Linked DNA regions of Mus musculus: region 1 is linked to region 2. The links are chromatin loops, found by intact Hi-C in ENCODE. Cell type or tissue: left cerebral cortex. All regions are shown on one strand. Links, peaks and the distances in the headings refer to the core of each region. The heading gives the core; the rest is flanking DNA. Region 1 holds the start of Ndufb4 (NADH:ubiquinone oxidoreductase subunit B4). Region 2 holds the start of Hgd (homogentisate 1, 2-dioxygenase).

The links. Peaks named below come from ENCODE experiments on the same cell type or tissue, not always from the same donor. Only the 100,000 strongest peaks of a DNase experiment are listed, where the experiment ranks them.
Region 1: a loop joins it to region 2, with 4 times the contacts of the local background. A loop is called at or near these places in 3 of 42 quality-filtered maps.

Annotation. Positions count from the first base shown.
Region 1 is chr16:37,641,639-37,657,888 of GRCm38, forward strand. Ndufb4 (NADH:ubiquinone oxidoreductase subunit B4) reads right to left here and starts at 12,730. Exons shown (of 3, transcript NM_026610.1): 1 at 12,542-12,730; 2 at 7,376-7,522; 3 at 5,964-6,081. The coding sequence starts at 12,721. The coding sequence ends at 6,019. In left cerebral cortex, for the core only: a CTCF peak has its summit at 9,408 (motif pointing left); DNase peaks (open chromatin) are centred at 5,650, 6,659, 12,239 and 12,843; H3K4me3 peaks cover 1,883 bases; H3K27ac peaks cover 3,804 bases.
Region 2 is chr16:37,575,543-37,591,792 of GRCm38, forward strand. It overlaps Hgd (homogentisate 1, 2-dioxygenase), which reads left to right and starts at 4,611. Exons shown (of 14, transcript NM_013547.3): 1 at 4,611-4,794; 2 at 13,149-13,220; 3 at 14,149-14,237. The coding sequence starts at 4,780. In left cerebral cortex, for the core only: no CTCF peak of the experiment used is centred there; DNase peaks (open chromatin) are centred at 8,527, 8,930, 9,263 and 9,869; H3K4me3 peaks cover 545 bases; H3K27ac peaks cover 2,613 bases.

The DNA of each region.
Region 1 (16,250 bases), core at 5,328-13,327, 67 kb after region 2:
TCTCTCTCTCTCTCTGTCTCTTGCAGCTAAAGGTGTAATCTCTCAGCTTCCAGCTCTTGCTACAATGTTTGCTTACTGACATGTCTCCCAGCCATAATGGACTTTTACCCTCTGGAACTAGAAGCCAAGATAACAATCTTTCTTCCATAAGTTGTGTTGGTCATGGTCTTTTATTACAGCAACAGGAAAGTAACTAATACCATTTTTTTAACATGGAAAGATGTTCATGACAAATCACTGGGCCCAGGTTTTCCAATCATTACATACACAGTGGCTCTCATTTCCTTGAGAAAAAAAAAAAAAAGATGCATAAGCAGAGAGAGGGGGAAAACACTATGGCAGATGCACACCCAAAATCATTACATGGAATGGATGGGTTGTTTTTATTCTATTCTTTTACTTAAGTAATTTTTAATTATCTTATAATAGACTGGTACAGCTGCACCCTCAAATAAAACACACTAAAATTACCGTTGAAAGAAAACTAAGGATCAAGGTAGTTGTAGTGGTTTGAGTATGCTTGGCCCATGGGCAGTGGCACTACTAAGAGGTGTGTCCTTGTTGGAGTGGATGTGGCTTTGTTGGAGGAAGTTTGTCACTGTGGGGGTGGACTTTGAGGACCTATGCTAGAGCTCTGCCCAGTGTGGAGGAGACCCTCTTCCTGACTGTCTGGCGAAGAGGGCCTCCTTCTAGCTGCCTTTGAATCAAGATGGAGAAACCTCTACACCTCTGGCACTGTGTCTACCTGCACTCTGCCATGCTTCCCACCATGATAATAATGGACTGAACCTCTGACATTGTAAACCAGCCCCAATCAAATGCTTTTCTTTATAAAAGTTGCCTTAGTCATGGTGACTTTTCATAGCAATGTGTACTGGCTAGTTTTGTGTCAACTGGACACAGCTGGAGTTATCACAGAAAAAGGAGCTTCAGTTGAGGAAATGCCTCCATGAGATCCAACTGTAAGGCATTTTCTCAATTAGTGATCAAGGGGGGAGATCCCTTTGTGGGTGGGACCATCTCTGGGCTGGTAGTCTTGGTTCTATAAGAGAGCAGGCTGAGCAAGCCAGGGGAAGCAAGCCAGTAAAGAATATCCCTCCATGGCCTCTGCATCAGCTCCTGCTTCCTGACCTGTTTGATTTCCAGTCCTGACTTCCTTGGTGATAAACAGCAGTATGGAATTGTAAGCTGAATAAACCCTTTCCTCCCCAACTTGCTTCTTGGTCATGATGTTTGTGCAGGAATAGAAACCCTGACTAAGAAGTAGAGTTTCTTCTATCTTTGCTGCCTAATAAGATGAGAACAAGACAGAAACTTAGAATACCCAAGATACAAGATACAATTTGCAAAACACATGAAACTCAAGAAGAACGAAGACCAAAGTGTGGACACTTTGCCCCTTCTTAGAATTGGGAACAAAACACCCATGGAAGGAGTTACAGAGACAAAGTTTGGAACTGAGACGAAAGGATGAACCATCTAGAGACTGCCATACCTGGGGATCCATCCCATAATCAGTCTCCAAACGCTGACACCATTGCACACACTAGCAAGATTTTGCTGAAAGGACCTTGATATAGCTGTCTCTTGTGAGGCTATGCCGGGGCCTAGCAAACACAAAAATGGATGCTCACAGTCAGCTATTAGATGGATCACAGGGCCCCCAAAGGAGGAGCTAGAGAAAGTACCCAAGGAGCTAAAGGGGTCTGCAACCCTATAGGTGGAACAACAATATGAACTAATCAGTACCCCTCGGAGCTCGTGTCTTTAGCTGCATATGTATCAGAAGATGGCCTAGTCGGCCATCAGTGAAAAGAGAGGCCCATTGGTCTTGCAAAGTTTATATGCCTCAGTACAGGGGAACACCAGGGCCAAGAAGTGGAAGTGGGGGGTGGTAGGGGAGTGGGGGGGAGTATGAGGGACTTTTGGGGTAGCATTGGAAATGTAAATGAAGAAAATACCTAATTAAAATAAGAAAGGAAAAAATAACTGGCTTTAGTCAAGACACACACAAAAAACAAAACAAAACAAAACAAAACAAAACAAAAAACAACAACAACAACAACAACAACAAAAAACCGATGAGAACAAGTCTGCATAGCCCATTATAATCTGGAGAACAATTACAATAGCCTTTAGTGGCCATGGGCATGGTGTTAATCCCATCACTTGGAAGCCATAGGCAGGAAGATTTCAAGTGTGAGTCCAGAATGGACTACATAGTAAGACTCTGTCAAAGAGAAAGGAGGTCCTAAGGAAGGGAATACCTTCAGGCCGGCAATGTAGTTCTGTGTATTCCTAGCATGCTTGGCCTCTGGGTTCAAGTTCAGAACCACCAAAACAAAAATCAAGAATAGCAGCCTGATCTGATATAGCTCAGGCCTGTAATCCAGACTACACAAGAGGTTGAGCGGGGTGATTGCAAATTCAAGGTTAACCTGGGCAATTTAATGAGACCCCCTGTCTCATAAGAAGTAAAAGGGCGGTAGGACTGTAGATAGAAGTTAATGTTAGAGTCTTGCTTAGCATGTGCAAAGACCCTAGGTTCAGTTCCCAGCACTGAAGGAAAATGGAGGGAGGAACATTAAGGGGAGGTAGGGACAGAGAGCTGTTGTGGGGGGAGGGCAGGGACAAGTTAGGAATGACATGTAAATTGAGAATAAGCATCACATGAGTCAAGCAATCCCTACCTGCACCTGTAGGTCTAAAGCGGCTTGCAGGCCCATGTTTGCAGAATCGCATTCTTCACGAAAGCTTTCTTCCATCACAACAACTACTTCTTATGTCTTCCAGGCTTGACCCTCTGAATCATTTCTCACACCTTCGGTGACTTCTGACCCCAAACTGTTTGCTAATTGATCGGGCTCCTTATTATTCCAGGTCCCATAATCTCCCCGTGTGTATATGTGTGTGTGTTCACATGCACACATATTTGTGCACAGATGCACGTGCATTAGAGTGTGCATGGATGAGGCCAGAGAACCTTGGATGTTGTTCTTCAGGCGCTAACCCCCTTGGCTTTGGAGTCAGGGTCTCTCACCTGCCAGGAGGTCCTGATTAGGTTAGGTCAGGGTGGCTGGGTGGTAAGCCCCAGGGACCCGTCTCTGCCTCCCCAGAGCTGGGATTACTAACATTGCACCACCTCTGGCTTTCTAAGTGGGTTCAGGGATCAAACCCAGGTCCTCATGCCTACACAGTATGCTTGTTATTGACTGAACTCACTCTCCAGCCTTGCAAGGATTGATTTTGATTGTGTCATCTTGATTGTTTGAGAAGTGCCTAGCACACTACTAAAGCATACACAGGTGTGCCTGTGAAGACGTTTCCAGATTAATGAGGTGGGAAGACCTGCCCTGAGCAGGAATGGCAGCCGCCTCAGGCTGGGGTCTAGATGCAGTACAAAAGGAACAGAAAAAAAAAAAAAAACCCACTAGGTGCATCATCTTGCTTTGTGTCCTGGCTGCCATGATATGATCTGCTCTAGACTGTTCTGAGCACCCCTCCCCCGTGGAGTGAACCATGAGCCAAAATACATCTTCCCTCCCTTACACTGTCAGGTATTCTAGGCCGTGAGAAATGAGACAGCTGTAGGGTAAGATCATCTCCATATGAGATGCAGAGCCTTTCATTGTCAATGACTGTGGGGCCCCAGTGATAGTCTGAGGTGTGTGGGGAGGTGCCCACCACAGAGCTAGGATGCAAGTGAACAGCAGCAAGACCTATTAAAGGTTAGCTACCGTGTCAGCTTGCCGACAGCATCCCAGAGGTTGACACACACGATCAATGCTGTAGTAATCCTGTGAAGCAGAGGTCGGAAACAGTGCCACGGCTAGCCTTCCTGGGTGGAGCGACCAGCAGTAGGACTGGTCCTTTCTGCCCTCCTAGTGATGGGATGGAACACGCGCTTTCTTTCCCTATACATTGGGTTTACTTTTCTCCTACCTAGAGCTGGGCATCAAACCCAGTGCCTCTCATATGCTGGGCAAGCGTTCTACCACTGAGCTATATCCTTGATCCCCAAATTTAGGTTTCTCTTTTAAATTTGTGTGCTTGTAGGCAAGTGGTGTGCTGCACCTCACACGTATCGAAAATTTGTAGGACTCAGTTTTCTCCTTCAACCATATGGGTTTCAGTCGTGGTGGCAAGTGCCTTACCCACTCCATCCCCCCACCCACTGGCCCAATCTAGGCTTTGATGAGTAAGATACCCTGATCCACTGTGGGGGACAGGGACAAGTATCCCTCCAGGGAAACTGTAATCTAGACACTTCACTTATATTCAGGTCACTTGGGTTTTTGTACCTGGGAGTCAGTCAACCAAAAAGGTTTGCACTTTGCCAGCCTGATTCATAACTGGCAACACTGGTATGTGGCCACAAGGGCACTGGCGTTATTGCCATACAACTGAGGGTTGTTGGGAGCCCAGGGCACTCACTAGAATATCTTGGTGCTTCCATCTCAAAGCACCTGTAGCCATTTGATCACGACAGTGATCTAGAGTATCTAAGACTGTCTTTTTTTTTTTTTTTTTGGTTTTTCGAGACAGGGTTTCTCTGTATAGCCCTGGCTTTAGAAACAAAGGTGCCAGTGACTCCATCAGTCAAGTAATCCCCATTTAAAGTGATGGCCAACGAAGGGACATCTAGGAAGCAGGACTGAGACGACCACAGCCCCACAGCCAGCTGTAGCAGTGTGGACCATGGCTACCCCTCCTATACTGTTTGGTAGTTTTATGCTGTTTAATGTGTGCAGGTTAGAGATCGGCACGGTGCCGACGATGAAATGGTATACTTCTTGAGCCACCTCCCATCCTCAGTCGCACTGCTGCTAATACTTGGCTTAGCACCATACTGCCCTTGCTGTATGCCCTAATGCCTTCCTCCGCCGTGTAGGAAGGGCTCAGCCGGTCATTCTGAGGCACCTGAGATGTACACAGGTATCGCCTGGGTAACTCTTGACCATGGAGATAGGACATTTGCCTTTTCCCATGTTTGAAGGGGAAATTCTGTGTACAGAGGTCTTCAGAATGCTATGGGAGCCTCTCCCTCTTCCCAGGCCCGCCTTTCAGGCTTTGCTGTCTGTGGTAATGGAGGCTAATGCTGGGAACAGATGAGAGATTAGTTGCATATGCTTTCAAAGCTAAGACCAAACACATATGTAAATCAGTTCAGACAGCATGCTGCCCAACCAGGCTCAACTTTACTATCGCTGTGGATGAAACCCACCAGTTCCAAACTGAACTACAGGGAGGATAGCGGTGGTTTTTATTGGTTCATACTATTTCATTTTTATCCTCATGGCTTTATGAGGTGAAAGGCATTGCTATCTCCATGCTATAAAAAGAAAATGGAGACCAGAATTCTAGCTGCTAACTCCCAGCTAGCTTTTACTGCAGGCCGGCTTTCCAGCCTGTGCCCTTAGCTGCCATCCTTCTGTTCCTCAGCGTGATCTCGCCATCCTCACTTTCTTACTCCAGAGGCAGCAGGGTCAGACAAACCCGGCAGGCCTTGCTCTTTCCCGTTCCAGCTTGGCCTGTCAGCCTCGGGGACTTCAGAGACCAAACTGAATGTCTGTCGGCTCCGAGCCTCTCAGAGAGAGCTAGCGCCTCAGCAGCAGCTCACGTTCCCAAGGATCTGCAATGTGTGTCACGCTCGCTGCCACCTTCTGCTGTGCTCACACAGAAGGCTGGAGACGCGCAAGGACTCAGGCAGGAAAGGTGCAGACACTGAGCTGCTCAGGGTTCTCTGAGCTGTGCTTTCCGACTCTGACTACTGTCCCCTCAGGGCGCACCCCAGCTGGCCACAGGTAACACTCCGTTGCTGACTAACAGATGCAATGAATAAACAAATGTGTCTTCACTGACCATTATTCTCACACACAGGTTCCCAGCACAAGCCGACCTTTGCTTCTGTTTTCTAAGGTATTAACATGCTTCGGCAATAAATCCAAGAAAAAGAAACTGTTCGGTGATTAATTAATAGGAGATTTATTTATGCAAGAATAGTCATCCTTGCCGAACTTAGTAGGAGATGTTAAATTTTCTGTCCAGTTTTCCTTCCTGGATAAGTCTTTCCTTTCTGTCCTGTATAGATGAAAACAAAAAGAGATAAAATATTAGCAAGCAAGTCATTCTTACGAGTACAATGGAATAACGGCAAATCAGGAATAAAAACGTAACTGTAAGCCCATCTCCTAAAGCCCAAGGACTTCGAGGAAGTAATAAGGAGCTAAAGTTAGGACGGTAAGAAAATGCATCATTCAAAAGTACCTTAGCTATTCTTTAGTGGTCAGAAAGGAACTTCCCCATTCTTAAGCAGAAATCATTTCTGTCTTGTTTTGAGGCAGAATCCCAACCTACAGCCAAGGCTAGCCTGGAACTCAGTTGTTAACGTAGCTGGCCTCAAACTCATGGTGCTCCACCAGCCTCAGCCTCCCCAGGGCTAGGATTACAGGTATGAGCTACCATGCCTAGCTTCAAAAGCAGACAGCAAAAGTAAATGCACACAACTTCTGGAAACGCATGCTGATGTACCAACCAAAAGATAAGAGCTCACGAAGAGGAGGCGGCTGGCCTCTAGTCTACATGGCTACACAAGCGCTGGACTGTGCCAGGAACGGGAATGGAGCAGCCTTCTCTGGGACCACGCAGCCAGGCCTCTGAAGACAGCAACTGGCATGTTACCCCTGCTTCCGTTGTTGGGGTTTCGTGTGTTTGAAGAGTAACTAACATGCAGAGCTCAGCAACAGAGCTAAGTGAGCCATATGTTCTGCTAACGCTCATCCAATACACACCATCTCTAACAAATGCACCAGCAAAGCTAAAGGACTCCAGGGTATCCGAAGGTCAGACACAAAACAAGTTCAGCTTTAACCCAGACAGGGTCACTCATTCCTGTAATCCCAGTGCTCAGGAGGCTGGAAATTTGAGACTGGCCTGGGTGACATAGGGAGATCTCAATCCTGTCTTAGTAAAATCAAGTTTCTATATACCCTCTAATGAGAAAATTAACTTTTAAAAAGTTGTTACGGTATTTACTTGCTTAATCATCACATTACAATTTCTCATATTATCTGGGAAAAAAAACCCAGGAAGACTCATGAACTGAACTCTACTCTCATAAATTTAAACTGACCCTTCTGTTACTTTTTATAAACTGCAAAGTCACCATTAAATTAAACCTGAAAGAGCCATAGGCTGCCATGTTGTTGATTTTTTTAAAACAAAGTATCAAATCAAATGAAAACTCCAACTTTTCCGAGAAAGGAATAAAGACATGTGACCAAAAGAGACACTGGGAGCCATCACCACTAGGAACTGCTGGGGGCACCTAGGAGGGACTTCTCAAACCAGCTAAACATCTAGCCCTAATACTTACCCTGTCTGTTTTGAAAACATAATACCAGAAGATGAGGGGCCCAAACCCTGCCACAGCTCCTAAAAGTGAGTTCTTGGGAGTGGGCCTGAAATTAGGATAAATATTTGCTGATCTTGCATAGGTCCAGCGAATCAAGGCAGGATCCTCCTGAAAGGAACACAAACACAGACTCGTCAACCTTAAGGAGGCCACGCTGAGGGAGAATTCACCGGGGCTGCTGTGAAGGAGCCCACCAACCTTGAACCCAGGCTTTCTGATCTCCCCCTCCCAAGTCTGGAATCACAGGACTGTGCCATGACTCCCACCTGACTGGTTCTACTATTCAGAAACTTTATTCCCCCCCCCTCCTTTTTTCCCTTTTCTTTTGGTTTTGGTTTTTATTAAATACGGTCTTGCTCTGTAGCCTTGGCTAACCTATAGCTCAAGCTGGCCTCAAACTCATGACAACCCTCCTGTGTCTCAGCTTCCCAAGTGCTGGGATCATAGGTATGCACAACTTTCTGATGATCCTGTTCAAATTCTGCGTGATTTAAAGATTCTTTTCTCCCCTCTAGCTTTCTATTTCCAATGTAAGATTCCTAATTTTAAACTATCCGAGAAGCCACCTCTCCCGATTCATCACTTTTAAATGTCCCACAGACTTAACCTCCTATCTCTCTTGGAAGTGGCCATGAGACCCACCCCACAGCCCAGATGAAGAGAGATCTCAGATGCTCTATCAAGCTTCCTATTTTGCTTCTAGCATCCTTTCTAACGCTGTCACAAGCGGCCTTCCCTGCTAAGTCAGTTGCAGGAAGATGAAAGCAGGCTTACCCTAACTCTGAATTATATGTTTTTGCTTTCTTTTGGTTCAGAAGATCAAACCAGGGGCATTATGTAAATAAGGCATGAGCCCTAACACTGAGCTATACCTCTCGCCATGAACCCTAAGTTTCTAAACTAACTTGGCTGGTGTTTGAAAAGCAAACTGTTACCTTCCACACTACTAAAGTCTTGGGGAAAAAAAAAGGTCAAAAGGTCAAAATTGTAAAAAAAAAATCAGCTTATCTTGGCTAAGAAAAAAGTAATTTAATATATTTATACTAAAATAATCTCCTAAGAATAGAAAATCTACCCCAAACACATAATTAAACTTAATTAGCTAAATCCCCAAATGATTCTACAAAATTATTCTCGCCAATTAACTGGCAGATTAAAATAAGCAAATAAAATCAGCTTTAGTCTTCAGTATGCAGCATGAACATCTAAGGTCTTAACCAACACCAAGCAGCCATGATTGGCAAGACTGAAATAACTTCGACATTTACATTTCAAACTAAGCTGAATTACAGCAATTCGACCCTGAGGTGACCAGCTATAGCTCGAAGGTAAGGGAGCCTTGATGGAGATGCAGTCAGCCTTTCAATCAGGTTGAAATCCCTCAACTGCAAAGGTGATCAGTTCACTACCAGTCAGAGAAGTCTAAACCTAACCTCCTGCTGCTCTAGAAATGAACAGTATGGTCGCATAATAGTAACCGGACAAGCAGAGCAAGGCCAGAGATGAAATGCATCTGAATGCCACACAATGAGACCTCTCAAGTCACCAGTCACTCACTAGTCTGCACTTTAATAGCTTCCAGATCTGTCTCTGGAATAGACATTTCATTTCACAAAATACCAGTAACTTCATGACCAAAACCAGAGGAAAAAGCTGAAGAGATGGCTCAGTGGTTAAGAGTGGTTAGTTGTTGCTCTTGAAAAGGACCTGGGTTCAGTTCTCAGAGCCCACCTGGTGGCTCACCACCATCCCTAAGTCTAGTTCCAAATGATCCAATGTCTACTTCTCGCCTCTTCTGGCATCAGGCATATGTGGTACACATACAGAAATGTAGACAAAACACTCATACAAATGAATTAAGTAGGGCTGGTGACATGGCTCAGCAGTTAAGAGCATGAACTGCTCTTCCAGAGGTCCTGAGTTCAATTCCCAGCAACCACATGGTGGCTCACAACCATCTTTAAAGGGATCTGATGCCCTCTTTTGGTCTGAGGATGTATATGCAGCAGAGCACTCATACATTAAATAAATAAACAAAAATTTAAAAAGCCAAACATAAACATTTAAAAAAAAACTTATTTTAAAAAACAAACCAAACAAATGAATTAAGTAAATGGGGGAGGGGGTTGAGGCAGCTTTCCATGTCACCACTCAATGTCCAGTGAAATGCCAGCAGCCTCTGGTGTGGGAAAGCCTCACACTTTCCTCTGTACTTCCCGAGTCCATCTCTGTTTGGCTTCCTTCCTCTCTGCCCATTCTCTCTTCATCTCTTTTGCTCTTTTCCTTCTGTTGTTTTTCAGTGTTTTAACATCGGGCTTTAACTTTTGCTGGGCTCTCTTACATAAGTTCACTCCATGAAAGAGGTCATCTGGTCACATGACTTTAAGCCCATATGGGCATGGCTACCAACAGCCTACCTCTAGCCCTAGACCTCCATGTTAAACACAACATCTACCCAGGAGTCCTAAAAGTACCATAAACTGATCTGCCAATATTCCTTTCAGTCCACCACCACGTGTGTTCCTATCACATTCCTGTTGACCTTGGAACCATCCTCCCCTTGTCTCCTACACCAGACAGTTGCACCCTGCTGAAGCCGGCTGGATCTGCTTTTAATACCGCCCATCCTATTCTCACCACACCTTGCCATCTCACAACTACTGTCACAGAGCCCATTAACTGCGAGATTTAACTACTACAGAGATTTAACTGCTGCAGAGGCCTCCTAGCTCCTCCCTCTCTGCCCTCACTTCCTCCCAGACAATTCTTGAGGAAACAAACTTGAGAGATTTTGTTAAGTCTCCGTTATGTGACTGCCTCCTCAGTAGAGATCTTTACAATGTCATACAAGGTCCATGTGATCAAGTCGCAGGGATCTCTTTGACTTCGGTTTGTCACTGTACCCCCCACTATTTTATCCATAACAGTCTCATAAGAAACAAAACTTCATCATCGAAATACATTCTATGTAATTCTCACCAATGCATCTAATATAAAATAAAATAACACAATTAATAAAGATGTTATTTTTAAAAAGGCAATCATGTTATAAGGACATAAAATGAAACTTGGCTCCACCTCCTGAGTACTAGGTCTGCTAACATATTTTGAAATAGCTCTCTGGTATAGTTTGAGATATATTAAATGCTAGAGCTGGTCTTGTACCTACAGTGTCTTCTAATTGGCACACTCTTTCCCTTTCCCTCAAGCTAACTCCTTTGGTTCACTTCTTTCAGATCCTTACTTAAATGTCATGCTCCAAGAATGGGATTGTGGCTCAGTGGTGAGCGCTTCCCTCCCATGTGAGACCATGGATTTGATCCCAAACACTACAAAACAAACAAACAAAAACAAGATGCCCAAAGCCCTGTTCCAAACAGGTGCTTCCTTCCCTGGTGCACGCAGGGTTGACCCCACCCTTATTTTCTGTACCACTCACCACCGGCTCAAACACCAAATGATTCAGATTTCTAACGCACTTAGTATTTGTCATCCCCATTCCAAACACAGGTAGCTCTACAAGGCCAGGGACTTCCAGCTGGCTTTGTACTCTCAACTCAGCATCTTCGTCTCATAATAGGTCCTGAGCAGTTATTTTTGACCTAATTAGTTACCCCTAAAGACTAGACAAAGGGTGCACAAGTTTTGGCTGGTAAACGATTAATGGGGCAGCTAAGGAGGCAGGTGTCTCTATTTCTATTAGAGATGCGAAATGGAAACTTCCCTGGGTTACAGAGATCAAAAAACAGACGACTGGGGGTTCAAACTTCACATCTGACTGAGGCCTTACTCTAGTTACTTTTAAAAAGTTAAACAAACAAACAGGCCCCGTGTTGTGGTTCATGCCTTTAATGTGAGCACTCACAAAGCGGAGGCAGGTTGATCTCTGTGAGTTCAAGGCCAGCCTGTTCTACATACTGATTTCCAGGACAGCCAGGGCTGCTGTATATTCAGACCCTGTCTGAAAAAAAAAAAAAAATAGTAACAATCCCATGCTATCTAGCTTATAGTATAGAACAGGTGTATCTCTTTCACCATGTAAACAAAGGTCTGCTTGAGGATACTCTATCTGTGCAGAAGGTAATATAAGTCACACAGACTAGGGTGTGTGACCTGTTTCTGGGTGTCACTGTCCATACAGTCTCATCTAGAAAGCCAAGAGACTAACACAGTAACCTCTGTGAATGACTGCGACATTTAATTTTTTTAAATGTCTTTCAGACCAGGCATGGGTTTCAAGTGGCAGTAACCCCAGTATGTGAGGCTGTGGCTGGAGGACCTGGCATTCTGAGCCACCTGGAGACTAGCATTGAACCTGACCACTTTGTGTAACTTTCCCTTGGTTGTTCTAACTTTCAAAAATGATAGAGAATATGTATGCAATTGTTGGAAAATCTTTATTTAAAAAAAAATCCCATTTGAGATATTTAGACAGCTTTTACAGAAGAAACTGTCTAAAAGCACACTTGCCAAAATATTTTTTTAGTGATGTATGTTACATACATAGTAATGCTACGTACTTTCTTGTTTGATTTCACAAATCTGACGGATGCACACCATTTTCCACGAGAACACAAAAAAGCTATGGTTTGAGAGGGATTACGTAAATTGCCCAGGGATCATAGTTGGTTATTATATGGGGCCATGAGGTCTGCTTCCAAAGCCGAATGCATCAAAGCCTCAGCTTCTATAACACACTTCATTTGAACAACCCCTATTCTCAAGAGAAAGAAAGAAGTGTCCTTGAGAGTTAGGAGCTGAATGGCACAAAACAGCTTTTTATGCAGTACACTTGGGAGAACCGGGCTTGAGCACGCCCTTTTCGAGGAAGATACTGTGCTAGATTAGTCAGTCATGTGTTAATCTGCCTCAAAAGATATGAAGGACCATATTATGGCCATGTTTCAGACAAGAAAGCCGAGACTATGCAGAGTGGAACAAGTTTCTCTAAACCAAGGGGGAAGCCGTCCGATCCCTTTGACCACTGAGCCGAAGGCCGAAGTTGAAGGGCCAAGGGCTGTGCGGCTCGGGGCCGGTGTCCAGCACACGGAGGGAGCTGGGCGGCCCCGCGTGTGCCCACGCGAGATGCGGCTGCCCCGGCCCACAGTCCCGCCCGGCCCCACTCACGATGTGCGACACGCGTTTGGGGTCGTTGTACTGAAGCAGATACTCCCGTTTAAGCCGGGCCCTTATGCTCAAGCGCTCGACCTGCGCCCTTCTGGTCTCCGGAGACACGTCATACTCGGCAGGGTCGAGGGTACTGGGGAGAGTGGCCAGGGGCGCAGGCTTATACTTGGAACCCGACATCTTGACTCCCGGCGCACATCTGCGCCTGCGCGGATATGAGGGCTGCCCTCTCGAGTCTGACCTTCAGGCTCAGGAAGTGCGCCTGCGCGCGCACAAGGCGCTCTGGCAGGAAGGGGCGGGAGAGGGGTGGGGTTCGAGGCTGGGTGGAGCCTTTGCCAATCCTCCTTCACGCCCTCGTCCCGCGTATTCTGCGCGTGCGCACTGCTTCTCGTTTTGCCTCCTCTTGTCTGGTGGTAAACTCCTTTTCTCTCTGTGCTACTACTTGTTTGCAGAACTGATTTCCTGAAGTTGAGTAGACTAGAGGAGACTGGGAAACTGGGTTGTCTGTGACTCCTGAAGTCCTACAGTCCAGGGTGGGTTCTTCCAACCTGGGTGACCTTGTCATTAGTCAAGGTCATTAGTGTCTCCCAAATTTCCTTTTTCTTACCCTGGAGAAATGACCTTGACTCTGCACTCCTAGCAAGGTTGTTGGAATTAAATGAGACATTGAAAACAATGAAATTGCTTTTCAAACATTTCCCTAGCTACGCCCCACCCCAAACAAAAAAGAGAATAAGCTTTCTAAAGGTTACCACTTTAGGACCAATCCACTGTTAACCCCAAAGATGGGAGGAGAAAGACCACCGACTCAGATCATCTCGTCCAGATTAATTAAAGTCAGGTTTTTATTCCTGTACACGAGCTGCCTCCCCCTGCCTCCTCCTAAGGCAAGGTTCATTGGATGTGAGGAAGGCTTTTATAGCTCAGAGGTAGAGGAGTTCTAAATGGGGGATTTGTGGCAAAATAGGAGTTACAGGAGCAGAATATAGGCATAATAAGTTAGTCTCCTGAAACAAAGACACAAAGGCAGTCATAACAGCAGGTAGTCATACAAGGTACCCATACAAACCTTTTGCAAGATAAACATTAACTTTTTGAAACAAAAATGTGAGTGCTATTCCTGGAACAGGCAGTACAGAACCATTTGTAGTTAAGGTTACAGGTGGGGCATAGCCCAATCTTTGATTAATTAACAGCTTTAATTCATCAAGTTAATTTGTTTAACTTAGTTTGTCTTTACTATCAGATGGCTTTTAAACCTAAGATGGAGGCAGACTGGTTCTTCACCACCTAAGTATAAGCTTATCTTTTGAAGACATAAAATACTGTTTAAAAGGAGAGTGGGGTTACAGAGCAAGTTTTACCTGGCTGTAGTAGATCAGAAAATAATAAAGAATGAAACTCCTGAGTAAATACCTTAGTGAAAATGCAAACAAAACAAAACAAAAACACCTCTCTTAAATCCTCAGCACTCCTCAGGTGCTGAAAGTAAAAGACATCCTTTCAGATAGGAAAGTAACAAGCAGAATAACAGTGCATTCCCGCAAACCCTTGGGAGGCTGAGGCAGGAGCTCTGAGCTCAAGGCCGGCCTGGGGTACACCACAAACCTCTGTTTCAAGAGAATAAGAACAGGAAAGATGATTTGGAGAGTAAATGAAGGTAACATGCAGCTCTCAGCATCTCTGCACCTCCCGCTCCCATCCCCCCTCCAATGCTCCACCCCCTGTCACCACCCCTCCTTACTCCCTCCCACTCACACTCCTCACTCCCCCACCCCCACCCCCACACACTATCACTAAGGGGAAAGATCAACTTCAAGGCACACAGCAGGGTCCTTAGCTTCCCATAAAACACTCCTCAGGAGGCAACAATGGAAACAATAACACCAACAAGGAAAGCTAGATCAAAAAAGAGCTTCAACTTGGCTCAAACTTCCGGGGACATGTAGGTATGTGGGGGGAGTGGTTGCTAGGCAGTGACAGGGCCTAGAAAGTGTTGGCACTGAAGTGATGAGCAACAGCACTGCTGTCAAATTTATTCAACACTCTAATACTGTTTTAAAATATTTATTAAGCACCCCTGCATGAAGCATACCTTACACCATTCCGTCTTAGTCAATCTTCTGGGCTCAGTAGAGAAATTACACAAGAAATGGAAGCTGGATCCTTGTTATCCGCCCCCCCCACCCCCCCACCCCCCCACCCCCCCGTAGCTGACAGTCATGCAGTGAACAGGCAGAGCAGGATATCTGCAAAGTAGTTCCATGTCCAAATGAATATGAAGCTAAATCGACTCATAAGAAAGCCTGCTTCAGGGCAGTAGAAAAATTATTACACTCAATTTAAAGAAGGGGGGCGGGAGGGACGGGGATGGAGAAGGGGAGGAGAGGGGAAATGGGGGGGGGGAAGAAAGTTGTTCTCAAAGATGCAGGTTTAGGATGTAAAATTCTAAATAATAAATAAGATTTTAAAAAACCCTTTTAAGACATTGATATGGGAAGAGAAGGTGAAAAGAATAAAGGAATTCAGGGAGTATGTGAGTATAAGCTGCCCATTTACAAAGTTGGAAAGGGATGTATTTGTGAAAGAGAAGCATTATTAAAGTGAAATATTTGCATGCGTTTAAGGGGTTATTCCTGTGCTTTTGAGTTCTCATAAACATGACTCAAGATGACTGTTAAAGGCCTGGGATTTGGCTTTGTTTTGCAGGGACATACAATTCACTGAGTGCTTACTGTGTATCACATGCTACTCTGTTCTATGTATTTCAAGTCCTCAAATACCGGTTATTCCCACTGGAATAATGATGGGATGCCTTGTCAGTTTCCATGACGATGGGTTTCACGGGACGTTTTCATCCACATGTCTAATGTATGTTGATCGTATTCATCCACTGTCACTCTCCTGTGCCCCTCTGCTCCCACTGAGTCCCGTCCTCTTCCCAGCTCCTCCTCCTCCTGCTCTCATGTCCTTTTTACTGGTGGTCCAGAGAGTCTAATTAGTTACATACAGGAGTATGGGTGAGGAGTTATTTAGAAAAGCATGGACAACCAGTAGCTACATCACTGGAGAAAATGTCTTCCCCAAGCAACCATTAGCTCATCTGAGAAAAATGGGGCCTCATGAGTTGACTCCTCCCCCAGCAATAGTTGACCACCTATATATAGATCCCCAGGAAGAGAGAGGGCCTGAAGAGTCTTTCTCCAAACCATACTAGAATGCTAAAGGACCCAATCTTGTACAAGCCTTGTGCTGGTAATCACGGCTTCTGCCAACTCATGAGAGCAATTGCTCTTTCATTCCCAGAAGACGGTGCTCCACAACACTCCAGACCTTTCTCTAACTCTTACCTTCTTTCCACTCTCTCCTCTGAGATGTTTCCTGAACCTTTAAGGGTGTGATTTCGATGTCCCATTTAGTGATGAGCATTTGACAGTCACTACTTATCAGCCCTTTGATGATTTACATGTTTCTGCCACTGGGGGTTAGGGGAGAGAAAGAAAGAGGAGAAGGAAGAAGAGAAGAGAATGAGAAGAAAAAGAAGAAGGAGGAGGAGGAGGAGAAAGAGAAGAAGAAGCTTCTCCAACCAACGCTGAGCACAGCACTGCTCTATGGGCATGAACACAAAGAGTGAATTGAGAAGGCACGTTGACTAGCACAGCAGGTCTGTTTAGTAAGACAACAGTGGTAGCTTCCTCAGTAGGACACA
Region 2 (16,250 bases), core at 4,194-12,193:
TTGGGAAGAAGAGGTGGGAGGAGAACAGAGGGTAAAGGCAAGAAATGAATATGATTAGAACACGCTACATTCATGTATGAAGATAACACAGTGAAGCCCATTATTATGTATAATTAATATGTCAACACAAAGGAAAAAAATAACCAAGACTTTGTCACATTCTTTCATGACAAAGCTTTTCTCTTAGTCTAGCAAAGCACATAACAAAGTATTTTAAAATTGGCTATAAACAGACAATGTGTAATATTCAGTAAAGTACATGGCTCCAGGAGCTGGGAGATGAAGCCTTTCCAATCAAGCCTCCAATTATTCCCTTTCAACACACACACACAAAAACCTAAGGTGTTGAATTATAGATCATTAGAGGTAATACTTAATAGTAAATGACTGATTTTTGAGTTCAGAAGTGAATAAAAAATTGCTTGCATTAATATCTATTTTCATGTGAGCAAAATTTTTAATGTGTAAAAGCACAAAAAAAAAACCAAGATTAAATGATACAATCTCGCAATTTCAGATGTAAGGGTAAGTATTTTCAGAGCTGCTACGGTGGCTTAACAGGTAAAGGTTCTTGCTGCCAAGCCTGACAATGGAATTTGATCTCAGGACCCGCATGGTAGAAGGAGAGAACATGCCTTAGGCCAGTGCTTTTTAACCTTCCTGATGCTGTGACCCTTTAATACAGTTCCTCATGTTGTGGTGACCCCCAAACACAAAATTATTTCATTGCTATTTCACTGTAATGTTGCTACTGTTAAGGTCATAATGTAAATATCTGATATGCAGGATATCTAATATGAGACCCCTTGTGAAAGGGTCCTATGGCCCCCCAAATGGGTCACTACCACCGGTTGAGAACCACCTCCTTAGGGTGTCCTTAGACTCCATAGCTGCACTGTGACAACCACCTCAGCAAAAAAATAAAATAAAATCCACTGAATATTTCTGTAAATTGTGTGCCTCATATTTAACAAGTTATCCAAAGAGGTCATGTTTCTGGCCACTAACCTAAAGAAGAACCTTACAGCCTGGGATCACATGCTGTGACGATTCTGAAAGTGCAGTTGGGGGCAGGGGAGAAGGCTGAGGGTTTGGGGGTTGGTTTTTGTTGTTTTTCTGGGTCAGGGGTCACACTGTGTTGCCCAAAGCCAGCCTCTGGAGCCTAGGTTAAAGCGAACCACCTGATTCAGTCTTCCAAGTCTCTCGGATGACATCCTCAGCACCATTTAGAATGCTTGCTTTTGATGCTTTCCTTTAGACCTTTTCTTGGGGATCTTCCAGGGAGAGTGCCGTTCCAACCTGCTAGATGAGAAAGCAAGGGGATGCCTGCGAGCTTCAAATCTTGCTTCTTGGCTCACATATCCCCAACATTGACAGTGTCATCCTTCCGCTGGGTGTGTTATTAAAAGTGGCTCTCCTATACAGCTAACCTCTGTGTCCTCTGCTTCAAGAATCTGCCCAAACACTCCTGTTCCTGGAAGGCTTCTCAGTAGGAGACACAACCCACTCCTAAGTTCAGCCACACTGCCCCACACACACTGCCCCTCCATTTCTGCCCCACATACAGTGTACTGACCCTCCATTTCTCTGTCAAATATATATATATATTTGCTTCGGTTAATTAAAATGGCAAGCCATTACACAAAGAATCAAGGTCATCCATACCTGTGTTTTGTTTTGTTTTGTTTTCATTATTCTCATCCGCTGTATGTTTACCTCACAATACCTGACATAGTAATTGCAAAGCAAATAATTTATTGAATCATTGTTATAAAAGTAGAAAAGGAAGGAAATTAAGTTAGCCTACATAGGAGAACTTCCTAAATCGTATTAATAGGTTAATCTTGATTTAAACATTTCCAGAAACCTAAATCAAATCTTATCCAGCCAGGCTTTTCTGATTCCTTTTGTCTTTCACGCAGGGAAACACTTTTTTTAAAATTTTACTTATTAATATTTATATAGGGTTTTTCAAGACAGAGTTTCTCTGTGTAGCCCTGGCTGTCCTGGAACTCACTCTGTAGACCAGGCTGGCTTCAAACTCAGAAATCCGCCTGCCTCTGCCTCCCAAGTGCTGGGGTTAAAAGGCATGTGCCACCACACTCGGCTGTGAAACACATAAACCTGCCTTCAAGCAGGCACTGTAGAAAAGCACAGCACCGAGGCTGTTCCCTGTCACTCATAGGCTCCTGTGTGTTGTCTTTTTAACCACCAGAGAAAGTTAGCAGTAGGTAATGAAGCTCCAAGGTTCTCATAAACTCAGGCATGCAAGAATTCCTTTCCTTGAATCTACTATGTTTCAAGTCTGTGTACTGTATAGTTAGCCTCAATAATACAGGGGTCTCCATCCACTACTAAGTTTGTATATAAAACCCAGAGTTTATATGCCATATAATGTCATATATCCGTGCACTGTGGTTCCCTGTAAGCTGCCTGCCAGAAATTAGTCCACGAGTTTGTACGTACATCCCTTATTTCTCTTAACATGCCCACGGGGCTGGCCCTCCATGTGGAAAACCTCATTCACAAGCAAACCATCGCATTGCAACTACAGTATGCCACAGTCCTGAGCTCTGAAGGTTGCTTAGTCCCACAATCTAAAGACATGAACTCAGATAGGCAGTCTGGATCCATTTTAGACCTGAACATATAATTTTTAGCTGTATGGTTAAATTATCTATACTGTTAATCAACCACTCCCAAACTCATTAATGTAGGGTATGCCATTCTGTTTCTTCCCAAGTCTTTCAGCCACCGAACTGGGCTGGGTTTACCTCATGGTTCTTTTGGTCTCACCTGGAATCAATTACATGTCTGCAGCCATCTGGTACCTGGATTGCCTCAACCACACGTGGCAGATAGGATGGGCTGTGGAGCTGCTGCCTGGCCCCTGGAAGCTAGTTCCACCTCTTTACATATTAGTCTGAGGTAGCAGGAAATATACACATATCTGTGCAATTTTTCAAGTCACTGTGTTATGTTTTTCAACATCATGTTTACCAAGATGCAGAGAAGAAAAAGGCTCCATCTCTTGACTCTTTTTATAGTGAGTCTCACTGTGTTGTTCAGGCTGGCCTTGAACTCAAAATCTTCTTGCTTCAGCCTCCCAAGCGCTGGGGTGGCAGGTGTATGCCACTGTGGCCAGCTAAAGATGCTATTGACAGAGGGAACAGTAAAGTTGTGTTCAAGGGGCACATAAGGGAGAATCTAGGCAATGTTTGTAGTTACTATGATGGTTTCTCGCTCCACCCCCTCCTTTACTCCTTCCTCTCTTTCCTTCCTCCCTCCCTCCTTCATTCCTTCTCTCTCTTTCTTCCTTCCCTCCATCCTGAGGTGTCCTACAGTAAGAAGTTACATGCCAGAGAACAGAAAAGTAAAGAGGTAAAAGGAAGCCATTTAAGCTCAAACTTCAAGATTAATCAGCAAAGAAAACCACTTTCATACTCCCCTTCTGTATGCTGAAGATCGGCCTTCAGTGGTACTCTACATCTGATTTTGGAACTAACCAATCAACCAATTGGTAGTCTCTGTGGCCTTGTATGTCCTGCCCTTCTTATCTATAGGCTCAGTGTGAATGCTTCCTATTTCTTTAACTCCAGATTTTATTGTAAAGCAGGAACAATGCTCTAGCTACTCTCTAGTGGTGTCATTCCTGTACTGGGGACTCTGTTCCAAGATGGGTCCTTTAACTCTTACAGATCAATAAGCCCTTTACTATCAGAACCCTCTAGTTGCAAAAGTCTGATTTATCATTCTCTTCTTTTTGCCCATTTGTTTACAAATTAGGATTTAGCTGCTGGAGAATCAGCTAAGTTGACTGACTCAGCTGTATTTCCTTCCTGTGCTGTCGAATCTGAGTTTGGAATAATAAAACCTACTTTGCAAAATTGTTTTTGTGGAATTAAATGAGGTAATGTCTGTGGGGGAAATCTGGCCTAGACTAGTCTCTCCGTATACGTTTCCTTCCTTGAACACCACCAGTCATAAAGTTGCTACTGTCCAGTGATAGCCATGAATGGCTAAGATAAGGGACAAGGGAGTTCAGAAGACAGCTGGACAGCAGTCTGCCTTCAGAGGAGTAAAGGCATTAGCAAACAAATGGCTAAAGAATTGTAAGCATACTGAACACATTCAAAACAAGTGACAGCAAACATCCCAGTTTACTTTAAATGCAACCAACATGAGGCTGTCAGCAGTTCATGATCTGGGAGCTGAGCTCATGCACAGGAGACAGTGGCAGAGAGCATCCAGTCCTTGTGCCCTTCTTCGGGCTGCTTGCACCAGGTCAAAGCACATTGCAGGTTTTTTTCCATGGGCACTGGATACTGGCCCTGCACCTTCCTGACCTGAGTCAGGACTAAGAGAGAATTCTCTGTTACATCTGGCAGGTGCTAACTCTTAGATAGCTTTACATCCTCTGCCTTTGGGGAAAAAAAGACTTCCTTAAAGTGGAACAAATAATTGGTCAATGTTTATATCAGGTGAAAGAGACCAGTTCCTGGGGAGGTGGAGGGAGCTCTCAGAAATGACCTGGGGTTAAAAAAAAGAAAAAAAAAAAAGGTTGTGCAAGAATTTCGATGTAAGCACATTGGACTTTCTAACTAGTTTCTAACTTGTGTGTCAGTTAAGCAACTCTGCCCTGAGTGACCTCCCGACCAAGGAAACACAGAGAACTGGTAAAAATCAACAACATCCGTCCAGAGAGGAGTTTTAAAGAGACACGGGAACATTGGTACCTCACAAACTCCTTGGCCTGGGTCTCCCTCCAGCAGAAGGGAAATGGCAGAGTTAAAGGTAAGAAACCATCTGGCTGGATTTGGATTAAGACAGGAGAGTGTTCTAGGGGAGGGGTGTCACTTAACCTGGACGGAACATCAAGCCCCAACACTAGAAAAAGAAAGGACAGAAAAGAAATGGGGAGAAAGGAAGGAAGGATGGAAGAGCTGGAATGAAGAGATGTCTGACAGGTCTATTAGCCTTCTTCAGCAAGAATGTGTGGGGTTTCCTGGTGTCAGAGTTGAAAAAGACTTGTGGGTTGGGGGCTATAGAGATGGCTTGGTGGTTAAAATACTCTCTGCTCTTCCAGAAGACCTGAGTTCAGTTCCCAGAACCCATTCAGCAGTTCACACTCCAGGTCCAGGGGCTCTGACACCCTCTTCTAGCCCTGTGGCTTCTGTAGGCTCATGTTAATGTACACACACACACACACACACACACACACACACACACACACATACACGAAGGAGCTCAGCCTAAACCCCGTGATCAGATACTGCACCACAATGGTAGTAGATGTGATTGAGCTGAGGTGACAAGCAAGAGGTGACAAAAAGCAGTAGCATCCTTGCCTTTGTTAAGTCCTAATATTGTCGTGTGGATCTGAGAACCTATTAAGAGCTCACCTTCTAAATGGATGCATGCATTTCTCCCTGGGTCTCCTTGCCCACTGCTCTCTATCATCCTTGCGGCTGCACCCTCCTGGACTGCTTCATGCCAGCCAGCTCAGTGTGCTTCATCTACTTAGCCATTTGGTAGTCCAGACTCAGCTTTAGACAGTACTTTTTATTTAGCGTGCCATTGAGAAGAATTAGTAGGCCACGTGCTACATGTGCTAGGTGTTTTAAGGGTCCATTAGCATTCTAAACCTAGTGAGTACATGCTTTTTTTTTTTTTTTTTTCTATTTTAAACCAATAAGGAAAGCAAGGTTCATAGAGACAAGGGGACTCATCCAAGGTCCCTACTGGTAAATGGTGGAGGCCGTAGTAGAAGTCAAGAGTTTGAATTGCAGGCCCCCAAAAGAGGGTTGGTGGCACCTGCTAGGTTGGACCTTTGGGTCAGGGAAAAGAAGTGTGTCCCCAGTGTCTAAAACTCTTCCTAGTGCTCAATGTATACGACCATAACTAGAATGCCCTGGCACATTGGCTCAAGCTGAGTAGGGCAGGCAGGAATTGAACATGGCCAGGAAGCCTTTCAGTAAAGGCTGGGATGGTAAACCTAGAGGGTCCCTAATTAGTAGATACCGTGAAGGTGCTAAACTCCCGAATAAGGAGTTTTTCTCCTTTGTTTTCACATCAGATTTAGAGTTAGCTTTCATTCAGTGTTAGTTTGTGACACAGCAGTCAACACAGCCTGGGAAGGGAAAAACTTCTCAAAAGAAGCTGTTACTGGGTGAAGTGACAAAGGATTAGTTAGACCAGAGGAAAGGCCTGTGTGAAGATGCATAATACACAGAAAGATCTGTGAATCCCAGGAACCTAGTATTTCAGCTGTCTTGGAGCTGCTGCACGGATGGAGGTGCCCAAGAGGGGACCGATATGTAGATGAGAATCGAGGGGGAAGTGGGCATAGATAATGGGGACCATTATGCCAGTTGAAGATGTGGAGGAAGGAGAATTCATAATAGTTTTTGTTTTCTGATGGAAATCCTAAGAGGAAGTTCATCAAGGGAGGAAACATCCTTACCATTTATAAATAAATCATATCTAAAATCCTGTCCTGCCGCAATTTTTAAGCAACTTATTATGCAAACGCTACCACATGCAAATGGCATGCTGGCCTTTGTTCTCAGTTTCAAAGGCTTGCCCAGCCTGCTGTCTAATCTCCATAAGGAAAGGTTATTTCAGAGGTCAGAAATCTAAATACAGAAAGCCAGATCAAAGCAGACCCATCCCAATCAATAAACATTATAAAAATTTAGCATCTTTCATTCCTTCCATCATTTCAATGGCTATGTCAACCTCTCGTGAAATCATATTTACATAAAATCACAGCTAGAGAAAGAAAAGTCAAAAGCTAAAACAATTGCATCATGTTTAAAATGAATTTGTTACATTCTGGACTACATCACTTCTGTTTGACCATTCCTCAAATAAAAAGCTGGTTTCACATGTGGACTTCGGGCCCCACCAGCAAACCCTTGACTCACTAGATTGGGTCTGAAATGATTCTTACTGTGAGAGGACCCATTGACCTATGGTTTCCTGTTGGGTTACACCAAATTGCCATAAACTTACTGGGTTAAAACAGCACACTCTTCCTGCACTTTGGGAAAATAGATATTTGAAATCAGTCCCACCGGGGCCAGCCTCAAACTGTGAGCATGGTTGTGCTTGTCTGGGGGGCTCTGAAGATTTCTCTGGTTTCAGTTTCTAAAGAGTCCACATTTCTTGGCTCTCAGCCCCTCCTTTATCTTCAAAGCCCCTCCTTTATCTTCAGATCTCTGTAGATTACCTTCTACCTTGGTCCTAACAAAACATGTGAGATTACATTTCGAGTGCACTCAATCTAGAATCTCACCACCCCCAAAGCTGCTTCTGTATTTCTATCTGCAAAAGGAATACATCTGTTCACCTTTCCAAGTTCATTCCAAGTTATGTTGGAACAACTGGAAAACTACCTCAGGCCTTGGGTGAGGCAGCCAGAGGTCAGGGAGCCCTTCCTTAGACTCCTTCTCAAAGAATGGAGACCAGAGAAGACAGAGTAACAAGGGTGACAGAGACCAGGGGAAGAACTGGCTGCCTCTAGTCAGGTTCTTAGTGACATGGGCATGAAAACTGCATTTGACCCCATGACATGAGCCTCCAGGGAAAAATGTCTGCTCTTCCTCCTCAGGCCAACCCAGGAAGATAGAATTAGCTGTGAGAAGATACTTTCTAAACTTCACACTCAAAGGCTGTTCTGCGCAGCCCCATACTCAGGGAAAGGTATTTGAGATGAGATGGCTAACTACGTCTTTGACCATGAATTTACCTTCTAGGGACAGGTACTTGACTTTACTGTCACTAACTGACCTCTTAGCTTTCTGGCCAGTTTAAACTCTGCTTTGTTTCCTTTACCTGACAATTGTGAGCCCCAAGTCCCTTGGCTGGTCCTTTTGTCTCATTTTTTGTCTTTAGTCCCAAACAAGGTGTTGGGTAGCGCAGGATGGCCCTGAGCTCATTGTGGAGAGGAATGACCTGTCCCTTTTCTTCTTGCACCTCCCAAGTACAGAGATCACCGGCTGAGCCACCCACTTGGCTCCTGGTTCATTGTTAACTAAGCGTCTTGAGGATGGTTTGTCAGGAGGTTGAGGTTTCAAAGTTCTAGGCCTATTTAAATATAAGTCTACTCAAAGCCTGACTCTTAGTTTCAGGCATTAAAAAAATAAGACACAATGATCATTTCACACCATTACTCAGCCTGCAACAGCAACGTTCAAATTTCCCTAAGAACCTAGTTAGCAGAAGACATAGATCCTTTCAGTTTTTTTTTTAAGAGGAGCCCTAGGCTTGCCCCCCTCCTCTCTACCTCCCGCCCCCATGCTTGTCTCTATTTCCAGAACACCCAGTAAAAGGAAACAAGGTGCCCATGTGCTCCCCCCCTCAGGTGTTACCTGGAACCTGACTTCGAACCTCTTTAAATGAGTCTGCTAAGTACATCACATCCTGGGGACCAGGGGAGAATGGAAAAGCTGTGTGCCAGTGAACTGCTAAAGAAGTGAATGTACCCAAGCCACGTGGGCCCCTGAAATGCATTCTTTCATTTAGCAAGTGTGCATATGATTCTCTTGGGAAGAAAAAAGATCGTATTTTTATATAGCATCAAATTATTCAGGAATCTGAGCTGAAGGAAACATAAACACGCTCGCTTAATGTCAGGGTTTTGTTTTGTTTTGTTTTGTTTTGTTGCGGAAAGTGCATCTTTACATAAGCCCAGAGGCAGCTGGAGTGCAGCTTGGGTTTCACAGCTGATAAACCCAGAGTTCAGATTCTGTCCTTGGACTCCGAAGCCTTGAGACAGCAGCTGCAAAACACAGCTCCCTCCACTGCGAAGCCTCCGGCGGCAAAAAGCCTCATCTAAAAGCTCTTACAGACGCCTCTCTAATTTTGCTCCTGGAGGGTTAGGAAGACCGACCATCTAATGGTGACTCAGCAGCTGCCACCTGCTTTTTAAGCTAGTGCACTTCCAGGAGGCAGGGGGAACAAGGATTCAAAATTGCTCCGTCCCACCTTCCCTTCCTCCCCTAAACTCTTCCCCTCAGAGCTTTGGGTGGCTGCCTTCCCAACCGACAGCTGTTCTTTCTGTATTCTTTTCCTTTTTCCTTAGAGGACAGCCTTAATCAAATGCTTTAGAATCACTAACTCTCGTTTTCTTCGTTTCGAACGCGCCTCTAACCTCTGTTCAGAGGCCAGCGGTTCCAAAGAGCAGGCAAGGTTAATCAGTAAAATCCACCCCAGCCTGCCAGAAAGCTCAGCTGGCCCGGACAGCGCTCAAACCTCCCTTCTTCCCTGCGGATAGGAACAAAGCCGCCGCCCAACAAAAGAGAGGGCTCTGTCATCCTCCGCGGCTTCTGTCGCCGCTGATCTACAATTCTGTTCACAGAACTGAAGATAATTTGAGGTCATTACTGAGTCTCAGCAGCTCGAATTCAGTCCTGTTGGTGGTGAGCATGAGGCTCATTTTGAGAGAAGAAAATTGTACTCAGTGGAGGTTCAGGGTAGCGGATGGTCTCTGCCATTACCCCAAAGCTATAATTCCAAACTGCATGCAGCTTGGAACAAATCTCATTATAATAGAACTCACAGTTGGGGGGGGGGGGGTCTGATAAATTTTCAGAGAGATTAAAAAAAAAAAAACGTAGGGGTTGAGAGATATTGCTCAGTGGCAAAGCACGTATGCATATGAGGCCTCAAGTTCAACCCCAAGCAACACCCCCTTCCCCATCCCCGCCCCCAAAAAACTGTGTCTGATGGCAAATGAATAATTTCACTCCCATTGCTTTCTAGGTCATAACATTTCATAGTCTTTCCAAATATAGACACTGCTGGCCTGATCGTCGCTCACACATCCAAGTCCGTTACATCCAGCTCATTCTTGTGCTTGCTGCCGAGAACTTTGAAGGGCCTACCCTCCACCCACACCCATCCTCCTTATATCTCTTAAAGAACTGTGCTCATATGGTGATATTTCACTCACCCAGTAAGGCTGCGCTCTCCTTATCTTAGGCTAAAATCAACTCCTGTTTAAGTTAGAGCAAAGGGAGTTCGAGTCCCAGTCACCATGGCAATCATGCATACCTCCTGTGTGAGAAACTCCCCACAGATGCTCACTGGATAACTTCCATGGGCCGAGACACAAGGTACACAGGGGTAATAATACACACATCACACACACATACACACACACACACACACACACACACACACATGTTGGGAACTAAGGGGGGAATAGGGGAAGAGGGGGGAGGGAGGATAGCCCAGTCCGGTGTGCTAAGCATTGCAGGAATGAGTCTGGGGTCACAATGGATGAGCAGTAACTGGGTCAAGACGCTATGGAATCTGCTGCTCATCCTCAAATTGCCCAAAGGATCATAAGCATGATTTCATGCAACCATTTCGTAAATAAATTTCCAGAGAGGGAATTAAGACGTTCAAGGAGGCTAATGGGATTCTGATGCATCTAAGGCTTGGGGCAACTGACATATCGAGCCACCATGGCTCTCACAGTTTGTAGGCCAGCATATAAATATCAGCTGTGCACTCATTTCCCAAGAAACAGGAATGACTTCACTCAAACTAGCAGTTACATGGTCCCTAGTTCGGTGGTCTATGGACCATTAACCCGATAACTGAGATCTTTATCAATTACCATCAATAAAGCAGTCTTTACCATAGAAGTTTTAAATTTTTCAAGGGATGCTGTAAGTTATCTTGTTGAGAAACTTAATTTCCCCCTCTGTGTTCTAAACCTAAGAGATGGCAGCCACAATAGGCTCCACTGAATTTTTCTGAAAAGACTGGAGGCTGGAATATCTCCTGAAAGCCTCTCTGTCTGTCCTTAACTCAGCCCTTCTTTTCTTGTATCCACACTGTATTAGTCAGGGTTCTCTAGAGTCACAGAACTTATGGATAGTCTCTAGATAGTAAGGAATTTATTGATGACTTACAGTCGGCAGCCCAATTCCCAACAATGATTCAGTCGCAGCTGTGAATGGAAGTCCAAGGATCTAGCAGTTACTCAGTCTCACGCAGCAAGCAGGCGAAGGAGCAGGAGCAAGAGCTAGAGCTAGAGCTAGACTCCCTTCTTCCAATGTCCATATATTGTCTCCAGCAGAAGGTGTAGCCCAGATTAAAGGTGTGTTCCACCACACCTTTAATCCCAGATGAAAGGTGTAGCCCAGATTAAAGGTGTGTTCCTTAAACTCGGAGATTCAATCTTCTGGAATCCATAGCCACTATGGCTCAAGATCTTCAAACCAAGATCCAGATAAGGATCTCCAAGCCTCCAGATAAGGGTCACTGGTGAGCCTTCCAATTCCGGATTGTAGTTCATTCCAAATATTGTCAAGTTGACAACCAGGAATAGCCACTACACACACAAATGCAAATACACACATCACACACACACACACACACACACACACACACACACATGTTGGGAACTAAGGGGGCAGGGGGAAGAGGGGGAGGGAGGATAGCCCATGTCCAGCCAGAGTTCCTCCTATGCTCTGGGCAGGTGGAAGTGGGAGGGCTGCCAGATGCTTTCCACTCGGCCCAGGTGGGCATCTAAACCACTGACCCCACTCTCCTGGGGGTTGGGGGAGATGGTAGACAAGGGGCAGCCCCCAACCTGGGGCCCCAGGGTGACACCCTCAGCCCCGGGGTTATGGGAGAAAGGGCTGAGGGAGAGGGGTTCCCAGGAAGGCAAGAGTCCTTAGTCCATGCCTTGACTGGAGCACAGGAAGGCCTTCCATTGGGAGACTAGAAATGGCTCATTAGAGGAAAGCCTATCCCATCATCCAAGTGCAGCAGGCCTTGATGAACAGAGACAGTCTATGGTTTTAGAGCTTTATTGTAGAAAGGCAGGGAGAAAGAGAAAAAATAAAAGAGAGAGAGACTGGCCATGACCAAGAGGAGAGAATTTGAGAAAGGAGAGAGAGAAGAAAGACTAGAGTAAGGGGTTAGAGAGAAAGAGAGAGTGAGGAGGGGATGAGGAGAATAAGAGAGTAAGAGAGGGAGGTGGGGCCAAGCAGCCCCTCTTATGGTGGACTGTTATCTTTACTGTTGCTAGGTAACTGGGAGGAGTCTAGCCTGAAGGTCAGAAGCTTGGGACATTGTCTACATGACTACTAGCCACACTTCTCCTGTGGGGGCTGTGGGGGCAGTAACAGGAGCCTTGAGTTCCAGGATACATGAGGGGACACCTACCGTGCCATGTAGGTGAATTATCACCACTCCAGGGTTCAGACCTCAGCTCAACTGGAGACCAGACTGTCTGTGTATAGCCCAATGCCACCCCCCCAAACACACACTATATAGATAACCCAGATGATGTTGACTCCTGTGGAAGGAGTTTTCTAACAAACACGTGCCTGTTGCTATAAATCCCCATACCTCCTTTCAGTCTGAGGTTTTAGTTTCTTGTTTGTTTCTTTATTTTAGGGTGTGCAAAGGAAAAGGCGCTGCAATGTACACCCAGCAAGTTACTGCTAATTTGGAGTCAAAATGATGACCAATCCATGTCCCTCCCAGGAATTTTCAGACAGGACCAAAATTAAAGAGCTTATTCTTGAAATGGGATCATTAAAAGCAAGCTTATAAAACCAGACAGGAACAGTTAAGGGTAGAACAGTCTGTGAAATATCCAGCATTCCTCTGGTTTAACTGCAAATATTTAAAATGCACGCAACACATATTTATTTCCTAAATGGTTCACCAGCCAAGACCCAGCAGATATTACATACAGAGAACATCATACACAGATACATGCCCTTGTGGCTATTCTTGCCTTTGTAGAATGCCAGTGTTGTAAAAATGCTCTCTAAAGCCTATAAAGGGCTGGGGATATGGCTTGATCACTTGCAGCTCAGGTGTCAGGATCAGAGTTTGGATTCTCAGAAAGCACTAACTTGGAAGATGTAGAGTCAGCGAGTCCTGGAGCAAACTGGCTAGTCAGCCTGGTGGTGAGCCTCCAGTTCTGAAGGTGGAGAGCAGTTAATGAAGATACCCAAAATCACTGTGGTCTTCCACATACACCACAGCTTCACCCACACTCCCCACACACACACACGCGTAAACATGTATTCGTGAACACAAGTGTGCACACACACCTACACAAATAAATAAGTACAGCTCGGTAACAATGAAATTTGTATCTCTGTCACATGTAGTACATTTCTGGATTTGGGAATGAGTGTGCTTCAGAGGATCCTCGCTGTCCAGGTTCCCTGCCCAAAGGACAGGTAAGAATGAGCGGAACACGTGGTATGCTTCAAACCAGAAGACACGCCTCTAGGCCCAATCACTCCACCCAATACTTCTCTTCAAATTTAGCAGGTGAACTGTCCCATTTCCAAGATCATTAGGAAAACGGAGTAACAGCATAATAGCAATAAAAATATTAAAACTGGATTTACATCGGCAATTAGTCACAGCAAAGGATCCAATCCAAATTAGTGAGATTAACTACAAGGCTTCCAGGATATACCTCAAAGTCTAGGATTTTTCCCCCCCCCCCTGGGAGCTCTGTGAACTCCACATGAGAAACTAAATTTCTTGAGAAATATACGCACAGTTGGAGTAGTAAAAAACTACACTAAAAAGGTTTAGTTTCAAAAGTTTTGGGTGGTTATTTCATGATATGGAAAGTACTTATAGACTGAGCAAAGTGGCCTACACCAATAATCCCAGCACTCCAGAGGCAGAAACAGGGGAAGCTCAAATTTGAGAGCAAGTTGGGCTACCAAGACCTCTCTCAAAACAAAATAAAAGAAATGCTCATGATATATTATGTCCTTTTCAAGAGAAAAAAATCCTGGTTATTCTAAGCCTGTATGTCTCATGGGATCCTCATTTTTTTTTTTTTTTGAGGTTAGAACAGAAAGAAATATACAGACATTGAGTTTCTTTGTTTGGCAAGGTAATGTGTCATCATTTATAATATAAAATTTCCACAATAAGCCTGTGTTACTTCTCTAACCAGGGGAAGTCACAAAGGTATTCCAACTGTACATGGGTTGCAGGGGATAGTAACGTGTAGTGGTCCAGAGCCTCCCCTATTCAGGCCGAGATCCCCCCCCCCCCCACACACACACACACTATACTGGTTGATGGGAAGATAAGATGCTTTGGGCATTGCAATGATACCATGTGTTGCCTCCTCTGTTTTAGAATAATCCTCAGGTCTGCCCCTACAACCTCTACGCTGAGCAGCTCTCGGGATCAGCCTTCACTTGTCCACGGAACACCAATAAGAGAAGGTAGACGGCGAGATCAGCTATGGCTTACAGTCTGTGGGAACGGTTCCCCAGACACAGTCGCCCCAAGGTCCTCCTTGTGAGCTGCGTTCTGAGTCACATCAGGGGCATCCAGGCTTGTTCCCAATGAGCGGTTGGCAGAGGAAAGCTAAGGAACAGCTGTACAGGGGCCAAAAGCACGCACGTCCAGTTCCAGTACAAAGGTTCTCTAGAACACCACAGGAAATGTTCCCCACAGTCTGACTTCCTTCTAAGGATTCTATAGCTTCAAATGATAGTCAGAGAAGATTCAGACATTTTTTCCTGGCTGGCTAGAAACATTATGTTCTTTGCCTGAAAATTGATAATCCAAGCTGACGTGCTTGAAAGGTCATGTAGTATGGCCCCTTGTGGCTTGAATTAATAAGGATTTTCCTCTTTGGAATTTGCCTTTCCTGGAAACCAGCACAGTCATGGCATAGTGTGGCGTATCCTGTGCTCTCCCTAATCCTAAAGGCTACCTCAGTGAACTTGCTCGCTAATCAGCTTCTATGCAGCAGGTTGAATGCAGATGCTGAAGACCCAGGAGGCAGTTAAGTGTTGTGATTTGAATTAATCACATCTAATTGTAGGGATTTCAGGGCAGGTCTGTACAAAGAATGATGTTGTTGGCTTAGGAGGTTTGAAGGAGAGTTGGAGTGGGTCTTATGCTGCCTAGATAGAAGGAGGAAGTGGGTTTATCTCCACTGAATGGAGTCTTCCTGAGAAGCAGATGGGCCAGTGAGCACAAAGATCCCCATAGGTGCTAAACCTTGCTTCCCTTCATGATGCAACGATTCCACTCTGCAGGCAGCAGGTCCCCTGCAATTAAGCCCTTGCTCCTTCTTCTACAGTTGTATGGTATTGAACAGGGCGTCTACCCTTTCAGATTCCCTTCATTGGTCAATTGGATCCTGAGAGACAATGTAGGTGAAGGAATGGGGGAAGAGATACAATCTTATATTTGTCCAAAAAGCAAGGATTAAGCTGGTTATTGTGAACACCTGTAATCCCAGTACTTGGAAGGCTGATGTGGGAGAATGAAGAATCTGAGGCCACCCTGGTACTGTGTCTCAAATCACCAAACCAACCAAGCAAACAAGACACAAAACAAAATCAGACAGGTAATCAGAGGTTGCTTCTACCGTTATCTAATCGCTTCCTCTAGACAAGATAAGGTAACCTACAAACTATTCTAATTTATGACCGCCTGGCCTTGATGCCTATGTTTCTGACTCCATAGTCCATCTATACACAGGCCACCTGGTCTCTGGAATCTGCTGCCTGCCCCCATTATTCAGCAGTCTCTTCAGCCAGCAGGAGCTGAGCTCTGTTCCAGGAGGCTGAAAAGGAGCTGCTGGCATTTCATTAAGGAACTGGCAACATTCCCTGCAACAGAATTAAATCTCTGTCCAGGGCAATGTAGTGTAGCCTGGGGAGTTTTATAAGCTCAGTTGAAAAATAAGGGACACTAGGCATGGCTCACCCATCTGCTTACAACTCTCCCTAAAGGTATGCACAAGAGTTTTCTAAAAACATTCAGACCTCTAACAGAAAAGTATGTCCCGCCCCATGTATGGGCGGGTCAGCTTGAAGTTCTCAGCTAGTCACTCCTCAGTGCCCCAAAGCACTAGGAGTATTAGAGGTGCCACCTAACCCTGAGACAGCAGATGTGGAAACGTTTAAATTGTGGTAAAAACCCAGATGATTAAGAATGAGCAGTTCAATAATTGTCCAGTAAGTGAGTGCCTACTATGTGCCAGGCATCTTAGGTAGGTGGCTTGCAGTCCTAACAATCCTAGGAGATGAAGATGAAGAGAATTGGCCTGGGAAGTTGAATCATACAGTCAATGCTAAGACATACACACGTGCTCAGTCCACAGATTCTTGGGAGTTGGAAGGGCTTAGTGAGTCCAGCGTCTGAGGTCATTGCATCAAGAGCTGGAGGAATCAGACAAGCATGGAACAAATCTAGCCTATTTATGGCTCAGATACTCA